3 separate regions of the Mus musculus genome follow, and all the other regions are linked to region 3. The links are chromatin contacts, found by Hi-C or POLR2A ChIA-PET in ENCODE. All regions are on one chromosome and are shown on one strand. Each heading gives the region's core, a stretch centred on a gene start or an enhancer-like site at or near the end of the contact. The rest is flanking DNA. Distances are from core to core; before and after follow the strand shown.

Region 1 (3,070 bases), core at 152-2,651, 62 kb before region 3:
TCTCAGGGACCGTGGAGCACACAAACAGAATGAAGGCTGTGTGTCCTCGGTGTCCCAGCCCCCTAAGGACCACACCCTGTAAGCCCATGGCTCTCGCCAATCCCAGAGCAAGCTTCCTGCCCTCACCTGGCTCTTGCTGCTGGAAACTGCCCCATGTATGACCTACCAAAGGAACCTTGCCTCCCCCCATCATGCCAACTTCTCTCCAAGAATTTAATTTGTTAACAAGAGCTTTGGCCTCCATTGCTCCCCAGAGTGGGGTGTTAATCACTGGAAGCCCCTAGCCTATGCCATGACTAAAAATACCAGCACTAAGAAGGCAATGCCTGGCATTAGGATTGGAGCTCCAACAGTGGGGTTCATGAGGGGGCTGTAACAAGGCCAGAACTGCTGTTCTGGGGAGCACCAGGTGACAGTTTATTCGGGTCTCAGAACCCCTCCCTCTATTCCTATCTGCACCTGGAAAAACAAACAAAACAACCACTTCATCTGTAGTAGACTGCATTACAGTCCTCCCCATAAAACTGTGTTTAAGTCTTAACTCTAACTTCCAATACACGCAAACGGAAACTTCTAATCTTATGTGGGTAAGAGGTCTCTACACAGTAAGGTGAATCCTAGATCCTGGATTAGGATGCTACCTGGATACCTGATGCAGAGTCCTTCCCCCAGGCTCCTGAGGTTGCATAGGCAGGGGACAAGATTCTGTGATCACACTGGAAGCCAGCCAGCCCCCCTGGGCACTTACTTCCTGCCTTATAGCTCCCCTCTGAGGAGAAGCCTCCTTTGAAGTAGGCAAGAAGGTTTTACAGAGTCAACAGAGCTGGAGGAGGAGACTCTGTGACCCAGCACACGCAACATTCCCAAGATCCTGGGCCAAACTCTAAGCAAGAGAGAGAGAGAGAGAGAGAGAGAGAGAGAGAGAGAGAGAGAGAAACAAATCTAGATTGTACATCTCTCGCTGTCTTGAAAACTGGTAACACCAGAAACGAGGATCTTTAGAAGCAGGTGGGTGCCAGGGTGGAGAATGCTAAGTCCTCAAAAGAAAAAAGGCTCTGCCCGGTCGGGCAATGGTGGCGCATGCCTTTAATCCCAGCACTTGGGCGGCAGAGGCAGGTGGATTTCTGAGTTCAAGGCCAGCCTGGTCTACAGAGTGAGTTCCAAGACAGCCAGGGATACACAGAGAATCCCTGTCTCAAAAAACAGCAACAAAAGGCTCTACCCATTCCTTACAACATGGCTCCTCTAGCTCTCAGACCAGACCGGTAACAAAACTGTCTTCACCCCAAAGTGTCTGAAATAATATCAGCCCTAGCTTACGGAGAACTTCAGGCCCCTGCTGGGCTTTACATGTGTCAGCCGTGACAATGGATCACACCTTCTCCTATTTTTACCATGTCCCCAAGAACGTCAGCTACATAATGGACTGTGCAGGGACTGTGTGACCTGACTCCACAACTGTCCTTAAAGCCAAGCGACATCTGTTTGGACAGTGGACTCCTAATTTAGAACTGACATCCACAGCCCACTCCGAATTTAGGACTTTCTTCTCTCTCATGCTTGGAGTGTGATGCCAGAATACAACAACTGATCTCTAGGCTGCTGAGAAAGAAACACTTGGCCCAGCACGTTAGTTCGTGACGATAATCCTGACACTGGAGAGGCTGAGACAATACTGCCACAGGATTAGGACCAGATCGAGCTCTATATAGCCTGGGCTAGAGAGCGAGACTGTATCCAAAGAGTGAGGGAGTAGAGGTGAAGGGTGGGGGCAGGGGTGGAGGGTGGGGGGTAGGAGTGGGTGGAATAAAGATGGAAAGGGAGGGAAGGAAAGAGGGAGGGAGCTGGGAGGGAAAGAGGTAGGAAGGAAAGGGAGAGAAAGCCTTTTTAAAACAAGAAATGTGTCTTTCAGCCCTACAGCTGTGTAGCCCCTATAATTCCCACTGGCCCCACAATTCGATTGCAGCCCCACAATTCCATGCACACGGATATGATGGTTTTCTATACCATGATAAGGTGAGGCTAGCCAGAAGAGCATGGACTCAGGCCAAGAGGGCGGGGCATAGAGTAGTTAATGATGGTTGGGCTGCACTTTGCCCAATCATGGAAGCACCTTGCTTCATCCACCTACACTCTCGGTCATCCCTGCCCATGTGCTAAAGCCCTCCACAGCCCTGCCACATACCTGGCTATACTCTAGTCCCTTAGAACTGATCCGAGGACTACAGTCATCCTCAAATACTTACACACCCCTCTATCCCCTCTACCCAGAGCCACCACTCTCTCCGAGTTCTAGCTGAGAGCAGGGATGTTTCTAGGAGAGACGCCTTGCTAGCCAATCCCATCTTACAATTATTTACTTCGTCCCATGATTGTTGCTAATCAGTGTGTCCCCAAAATTCATGTGCAGTGAGAGCCCCAGGCTGTGACTATGGGGACAGTTTCAATACATTTAATCAATTTGACCTGAGTTTCCGCTGAATTCATCTGGGCCTGAATTTAATGGCTGGTGTCACTCATGGACAATATGGGTGGATGGGGTGTGGGGAGGGAGAGAAAGAGAGAGAGAGAGAGAGAGAGAGAGAGAGAGAGAGCGCACCATTATGATCTGTCTTAACCATGGCTTCAGGTGGGAGGGATATAACAAGGACTGCAAGCTGCCACAAGAAGAGGGAGGAGCCAAGGGCAGGCACTTCCTAGAGCCTTAGGCATAGGAATGGCTCTGTAAACATCTTCTTGCTTTCAGACTCAGCAGTCTCTTAGTCCCAGAAAACAACTGAACACACGGTGCTCTGAGACTGCAGTCCTAGGAAACTAATGCAGATGGTAACCACTCCCTAAAGAACAGATGAGAGCTGGAGAGAGAGAGGCGGGTAAGATCCCGGGACCAGAGAGGCTGGCCCAAACCAATGTCACTGTTCCTCAAAAATAAGTTCCCTGCCGTCCTTGTGCTTAGCTCTTCCTTTTTAAAAAGGGTCCAGCCAGGCAGTGGTGGCACACGCCTTTAATCCCAGCACTCGGGGAGCAGAGGCAGGTGGATTTCTGAGTTCGAGGCCAACCTTGTCTACAG
Region 2 (2,831 bases), core at 120-2,619, 58 kb after region 3:
CCTCAACCTGGACACATCTTTATCCTTTCTGCCTAGCTCAAACATCACCCTGCTCCTGTCTTCTTTGTTACTCCCTCTCTTCCCCTCTCTGGTGCCCTCTATAGCCTAATACCACCTCTTCAGTAGTCACTTCTTCCCAGGTCACCTCATTTGGGAAATGTGATGGTAGTCTACTTTGCAGAGTCTCCCCGAGCACCCTTGCTCTGAGCAATCTTGCTGCGTGTACTTTATAAAGAGACATTGTTGCCACTTAACAGATGAGAAAACCTATAGATAAGGTATTCTAACAATGCAGGCTCAGGGATTCTAGTGTAGATAACCCAGGAAGGCAGGAGAAGAAAGTGGTTAAGTCTGGAATTGCAAGACTAGAGCTTTTAAATAGAGTCCCCGTCCTACCCCCATCCATCCCGGACAAACGTGATTTGCAATGTATCGGCCAGAACCCATTCGCCCCCTGCTGGTTAAGACTTGAGTCCAGGCATACAGGAGTAATCATGGTCACTCAGTTACTTCTGGGGGGTTGGATAGGTCCAACCTGTGTCTTGAGGCCCAGACCTTGTGCCCCCACCATCTGCAGAGCATCAGGGCAGCATCTGAAGCCCACAACGCCTACTGCAAGTCATTTTCTTAATGTGTTGACCTTTTCAACCAACCCCAGGCTCTGCTACCCTGTCAGAAGACAGAGAGCGATCCAGCACCCCCAGAACCCCACCCAGCTTTGGGCTGGCTTCTGATGATCCCTATCCCATTTTTGTTTTCTGTCCCTAGACTCTGGCTCAGCTGAAGTCAGGGCTGACTTGGACTTCAGAGCCACAGCCCCCTGCTGGTCCCGGTTCTGGTCACTAAGTGGGGTTGGGAACAAAACAAGATCGCTTATGTTCTTAATGGACTCTGTAACAGTGCTTTTTGTTTTGTTTTGCATTGCCCACCCACTCTGACCCCACGCTGGCCACTAATCCCCGGAGGCTCTCCCGCTTAGCTTACCGTGTTTCAAGTTGCCCTTCCATTCGCCCACGTAGTGATCGCCGTTCACAGCAAACACTTGGTGTCTCAGTCCGTTCTTCTGGGCTTTCCGGTCCCACCCTTTCCACGGCGGCTCTACTTTCCTTGGACACTTAGTGACCGGCATGCTGGCTGCCTCTGTGGTGTTGCGGGGGTGCTAGCAGGAGGTAGGGGCATCAGGGGCTCAGTGACTCCCGTGTATCCTGGGGATCCTGGTACTTCCTGGGGAGGTGCCTGCCTGAGTTCCAATAGGGCAGGTCATTTGTGTTCTGAGTCCCCAGGGCAGGTGAAGAGCCCTCAGTGGGGATCCCTCTGTGCTGGACTGACCCACAACAGTCCTTGCCCTTGCATTCTCCTAGGGTCCATCTGTCAGGGATGTGATGGCATAATTCCTTTGGAACCCAGGGATTGTGATGACACTGGAGAGAAGCTGCCCCTGGGAAAAATGATGCTCACAGGTGACTTAATGACTTGAAAGACCAATCAGGAACCGACTTTGGTAGAAGAGACTCGAAGTAAGAAAGATCAGATGGTACCAAGTACTGGGACCACTCCAGGTGTATCAGAGGGTATCAGGCAGACAGCTGCCTGCCCTGTTAGCCCTTGCCCTACGTACCTGGTAGATGGGACAGATGAAGCTCAGGGGTTGCCTTTCAGCAGGGGAGATCCCACAAATCAGAGACTGATTTCATGGTGACTAACTGTCCCAGACTGCAAGTCTAGCTATACAGTGAGACCTTGTCTCAAAACAAACACAGTTGGACAGCCCTTGGCTCACTGGTCATCCTTCCACATCTGAGCCCTACGACTCTTATCTGGTAGAGCCATAGACTCTAGAGGGAAACAGTGGGTGGCCCAGGGTCTCCTCCCCATGTCTGGGAGCCCCGACCTGTTTTCCTCAGGTCCCCAGAATCTCCAGAAGGGATTGTTCATGTCTTTCCATCTGTCTCCAGCTGGCTCATGGGTGATAAAAACGTTCCTATCTACATCCTGGGGACCGCAATCTCCCTCAACTAATACAACCACATACTCCATAGGTTCTGAGGCTGTACAAATCCACTCCCATTAAATCTTGCACCGGCAGCACATACACACAGGTGCTGCCAATCAAAATATCCTCAGGTTGAAGCCAGTTCTAGGAGGTCATGGTATCTTAGCATCCACCCACAGGGTCAGCCTCACAACCTGTGTGCTTCAGGTTGGACACTGTGCCTGCCACCTGTGCATGTTTTACAGCCTCTGTTCCCACAGAGGGGACTACTGGCACATGACTTTAATCCCAGCACTCAGGAGGCAGAGGCAGGAAGATATCTGAGTTCAAGGCCAGCCTGGTCTACAGAGTGAGTTCCAGGATAGTCAGGGCTACACAGAGAAACCCTGTCTTGAAAAGCCAAAAACCCAAAATAAAAACAAAACAAACAAACAAAAAAATCAAAACAAAACAAAGCTTGCTTTTTTTTTTTTTTAATATGGAGTCTTGCTATGGCTCTGTGGCCCTGGCTGACATGGAACTCCATACTCCATATGTAGACCAGATGTAGACCAGGCTAGCCCCTAATTTGCATTATTCTTCTTGCCTCCTGAGTGCTGGCATAAAAGACATGTACCACTACACTCAAGTTCATTCATTCATTCATTCTCTCTGCCCCTTTCTGTTTCTAATAGGGTGTCATGTAGTACAGGTTAGACTCAAACTCCCAATGTAGCTGAGAATGACTTTTTTTCAATCCAGGGTCTCATGTAACCCAGGCTAGCCTCAGACTCACGATGCAGGATGACTTTAAATTAGCGGTCCTCCCAACTCTACCTCCTAAATGCTAGGATTGCAA
Region 3 (2,955 bases), core at 3-2,502:
GGACTTGGGGGGGTCTCCTCTCACCCTGGGCCCACCAAGAACAGGTGCAAGAGTCGCGCGCCCACTGCACCCCAGCATTGCAATCTGAGCAACTTTGCGCAAATGCCAAAGATGCTGGAAAGCAGAAAAAGGGGCTCACACCCCCAAGGCCCGACTGCCCTTAAACGAAGCAATCCCTTCTTGCATCTTTGGAAGCTATGGAAATGGTATTTGGGGGCTTTCCTCTGCCCCCACGCCAAGTGATGTGCTAAGCTTTGCCCACTCGACTGGGAGCCTGGTTATGTAACCCCTGAAGGGGGCTCCGGGTATGAGCTGGCGGGGCAGATGTAGGCCCCGAGAGAAGCCGCTGCAGCAACCGGCTCCGCGGTAACAGCAGCCCTGGCGGCCACGGCGGCCAACCCGGGAAGCCGGAACCCAGGGCCGGCGGCATTACTAAGGCTGGAGCTGCTCCCGAGCTACAGAAAAGCTGGAAAGCTGAAACGGAAGGGTTGAGACCCTAACGGCCCCCGCCGACCGACCGCTAGTGCAAGAAGAGGAGGGGAGGGGAGGAGGTTAAGAATGTGGGGGGAGAGAGGCAGCCAGCCCACCACAAAGCTTCTATCAGAGACCCCAAAACGCACCAGCAGCTGCCTCATCTCCCCACGAGCGCGCGCGCACACTCACTTCCTAAGGAGACTCCCCCACCACTCCCCGCATCCTTCTTCCTCCTCCCTCCGCCGCTCAGCACCGAGCCCCGCAGCCCCCCAGATCCCAGGCGAACCCCGAGCCCGCTCAGTCCCTTCCACGCCTTTCGGCGTTGCCTCCTCCCCACTTAAGTGTCTGAGACCCTGAGCCTCACAAGAGACTGGAGGAGTAAGCTGCTTGCTTCCTTTTGCATGCAATTTATTATTTTTTTCCGGTCCTCTTGCAAAATACAGAAAAGGAAAGAAAAGGCAGCAAGAAACAACCAAAAAAATAAATAGATAGATAAATCGATCATATACCAGATACAGATTTGGGGGAGAAAAAAAAAGCTACACACCAATCTTCTTCCAGAGTCTTTCTCTGCCTCCATTTTTTTAGGAGAGTTCACCAATTAATTGTCAACACTCCTGCCCCCTGCATTTTGGCGGAGGGGGAAAGGAGGGAAGACCAAAGAAAAGAAAGCAAAAAAATAAATAAATAGAGCAAGCCAGAGCCGATATCTACAAAGTTTTGCACCAACACTTAAGCAGATCCGTTTGCAAAGTCCTAGGAAACCATTTTCAGCAGTTGTGGGGGGGGAGGCGTCGACGTCATAATCCCCGGAACGTAAACATTGTTGCCGATCGCGCTCGGAGCTTGCGGCTAGGCTAGTTGGGGAAAGGGGGGGCTCGGGTTGGGGGTGTCGGGGACCGCAGCCGTAGGAGGTGTGGGGCCAGAAGGGAGCCTGGGACGCACCGGGCGCTGTTAGCGCCTTGGCATCGCTGTTTTGTTGTTGGGTCACGAGTGCGCCTCTGCACGCAGGCGCCGCCGCCGCCCGGGAGCTGACTTTTGGAGGGCTGAGTTGCAGGCGGCGGGCGCATCCCAGAGATGGCGGGGCAGGGAGGGAGGGAAAGAGAGGAGGGGGTGGGGAGGGAGGTGCAGATTTGCACGGATGGCCTCAGCGGGAGGCGCGGAAATGCTAGCCAAGCCTGCTGGCGTGAAAGCCCCCGGGGCCTGGCACCCCCCAAAACGACCCCCCACCTCTGCCCCTGCCCCCTCTTGCTTGGGTTACGCAGGGCTGTCCCTCTCTTCCTTCACCCACCTTTCCTCATTACCTATGCTGGCGACCTAAATTCAAAGTATTTTGTATGTGTGATTTCTTTTTCTGTTTTGCTTTTCTACTGCATGCCTGGGGGGAGGGGCCAGCCTGTCCAGACCCTTATCCATTTGCGAACCTGCCATATGGAGGAGGCATCTGAGGGGCTCAGAAAGAAATTACCTCAGCACTGTATCTGTACAGACTGCATAACTTTTAAACTCCCGGGGCTGAAATAATAATATGGAGACACACGCACAGGTACAGGAAATACAGCCAGTCCACAGCCTTTTCAGACTGCAGCTGACCGGAAGAAAGCCTTTGGTTCATTCATTCGGATAGCCTCGGTAGTACAGCCCTGAAATAGAAGTTGGGCTTTTAAAGAGAAAGGAAAAAAAGTCTCTACACTCGCTGAGAAGAGATAAATCGATACACAGGAGGGAATAGAGAATCGGATTCAGCGTCTCTAATGCAGGCAGGCAAAAGGTAAGCCTCTCTCGTGTGGCAGTTTAAGAGAAAAGTGGTGGTTGTTTGTGGCTTTCTGGGGTACAGCAACCTTGATTGATCCATATTGTTTCTCAGCGGAGAAGGGGGGCAGCCTTTGTGAATATTCCTGGAGTAGCAGATCCCCAATGTTCCTCCGTCTTTTAAGTAGTGCTTGTGACTGCTTCCAGAATTGACTGACCCTCAGTGGTCCTGGAATTCCTTTAAGTTGAGAGAAATGCTGGCCCTAAACTTTGTTTCCCTCCGGGCCTCTTCCTTTCTTGCAAGGGCCTAATGACAGCATCACAAGGATGTTCTGAGAGACCTCCCAGGTGACGCTAGCTTGGCGTACAAGCTAAAGCAGGTCATTTTGCACCCTGGAGAAACCCAGATTCAAGAAATTATGAGTTTAGGTGACTGCTGTTTTTATCTTGTCCCAATGTCAAGAGCACTGGTTCAGACAGATACGGGGAGGAAGTGGCCTTGCCACCTGAAATCAGCTGTGAACCACACATCGTCACCCTCCCTTACGTCAGAATTTCCTGCCTTATCGGTCTGTACTTTTTTTCCACCTGTCCCCAAATCTGCTCTTTGAATTTTTTTTTAAAAATTCCATCCATGCACGTTATCGGTAGAAATCTACGTAGAGATGAGGCGACAAACACCAAGTTTGTCACCAAACTGAAACTACATCTACGTTGGCTCAGCTGCAT

What was found. Hi-C counts contacts between places; a loop is a spot of excess contacts on that map. ChIA-PET counts read pairs that join two places held with the same protein, here RNA polymerase II (POLR2A).
Region 1: POLR2A ChIA-PET joins it to region 3 with 17 read pairs in Patski. The contact joins the enhancer-like site here to the promoter of Kdm2b in region 3. POLR2A ChIA-PET finds 5 or more read pairs at or near these places in 4 of 5 experiments (Patski and embryonic stem cell).
Region 2: POLR2A ChIA-PET joins it to region 3 with 16 read pairs in Patski. The contact joins the promoter of Morn3 here to the promoter of Kdm2b in region 3. A Hi-C loop is called at or near these places in 2 of 37 maps with a recorded cell type or tissue (gastrocnemius and left cerebral cortex). POLR2A ChIA-PET finds 5 or more read pairs at or near these places in 4 of 5 experiments (Patski and embryonic stem cell).

The regions. Positions count from the first base shown.
Region 1 is chr5:122,925,815-122,928,884 of GRCm38, forward strand. All of the region lies in intron 11 of Kdm2b (lysine (K)-specific demethylase 2B), which reads right to left. Among named protein-coding and RNA genes, the nearest start is that of Gm33118, 14 kb to the right of the region's middle. Within about 2 kb of position 1,402, at least 1 of the 3 ENCODE cell types and tissues checked has a DNase peak (open chromatin) inside an H3K27ac peak, as active enhancers do.
Region 2 is chr5:123,045,647-123,048,477 of GRCm38, forward strand. Morn3 (MORN repeat containing 3) reads right to left here and starts at 1,370. Exons shown (of 5, transcript NM_029112.2): 1 at 985-1,370. The coding sequence starts at 1,129.
Region 3 is chr5:122,987,847-122,990,801 of GRCm38, forward strand. It overlaps Kdm2b (lysine (K)-specific demethylase 2B), which reads right to left and starts at 1,253. Exons shown (of 23, transcript NM_001003953.2): 1 at 1,022-1,253. The coding sequence starts at 1,054. It overlaps A930024E05Rik (RIKEN cDNA A930024E05 gene), which reads left to right and starts at 1,508. Exons shown (of 3, transcript NR_045820.1): 1 at 1,508-2,245.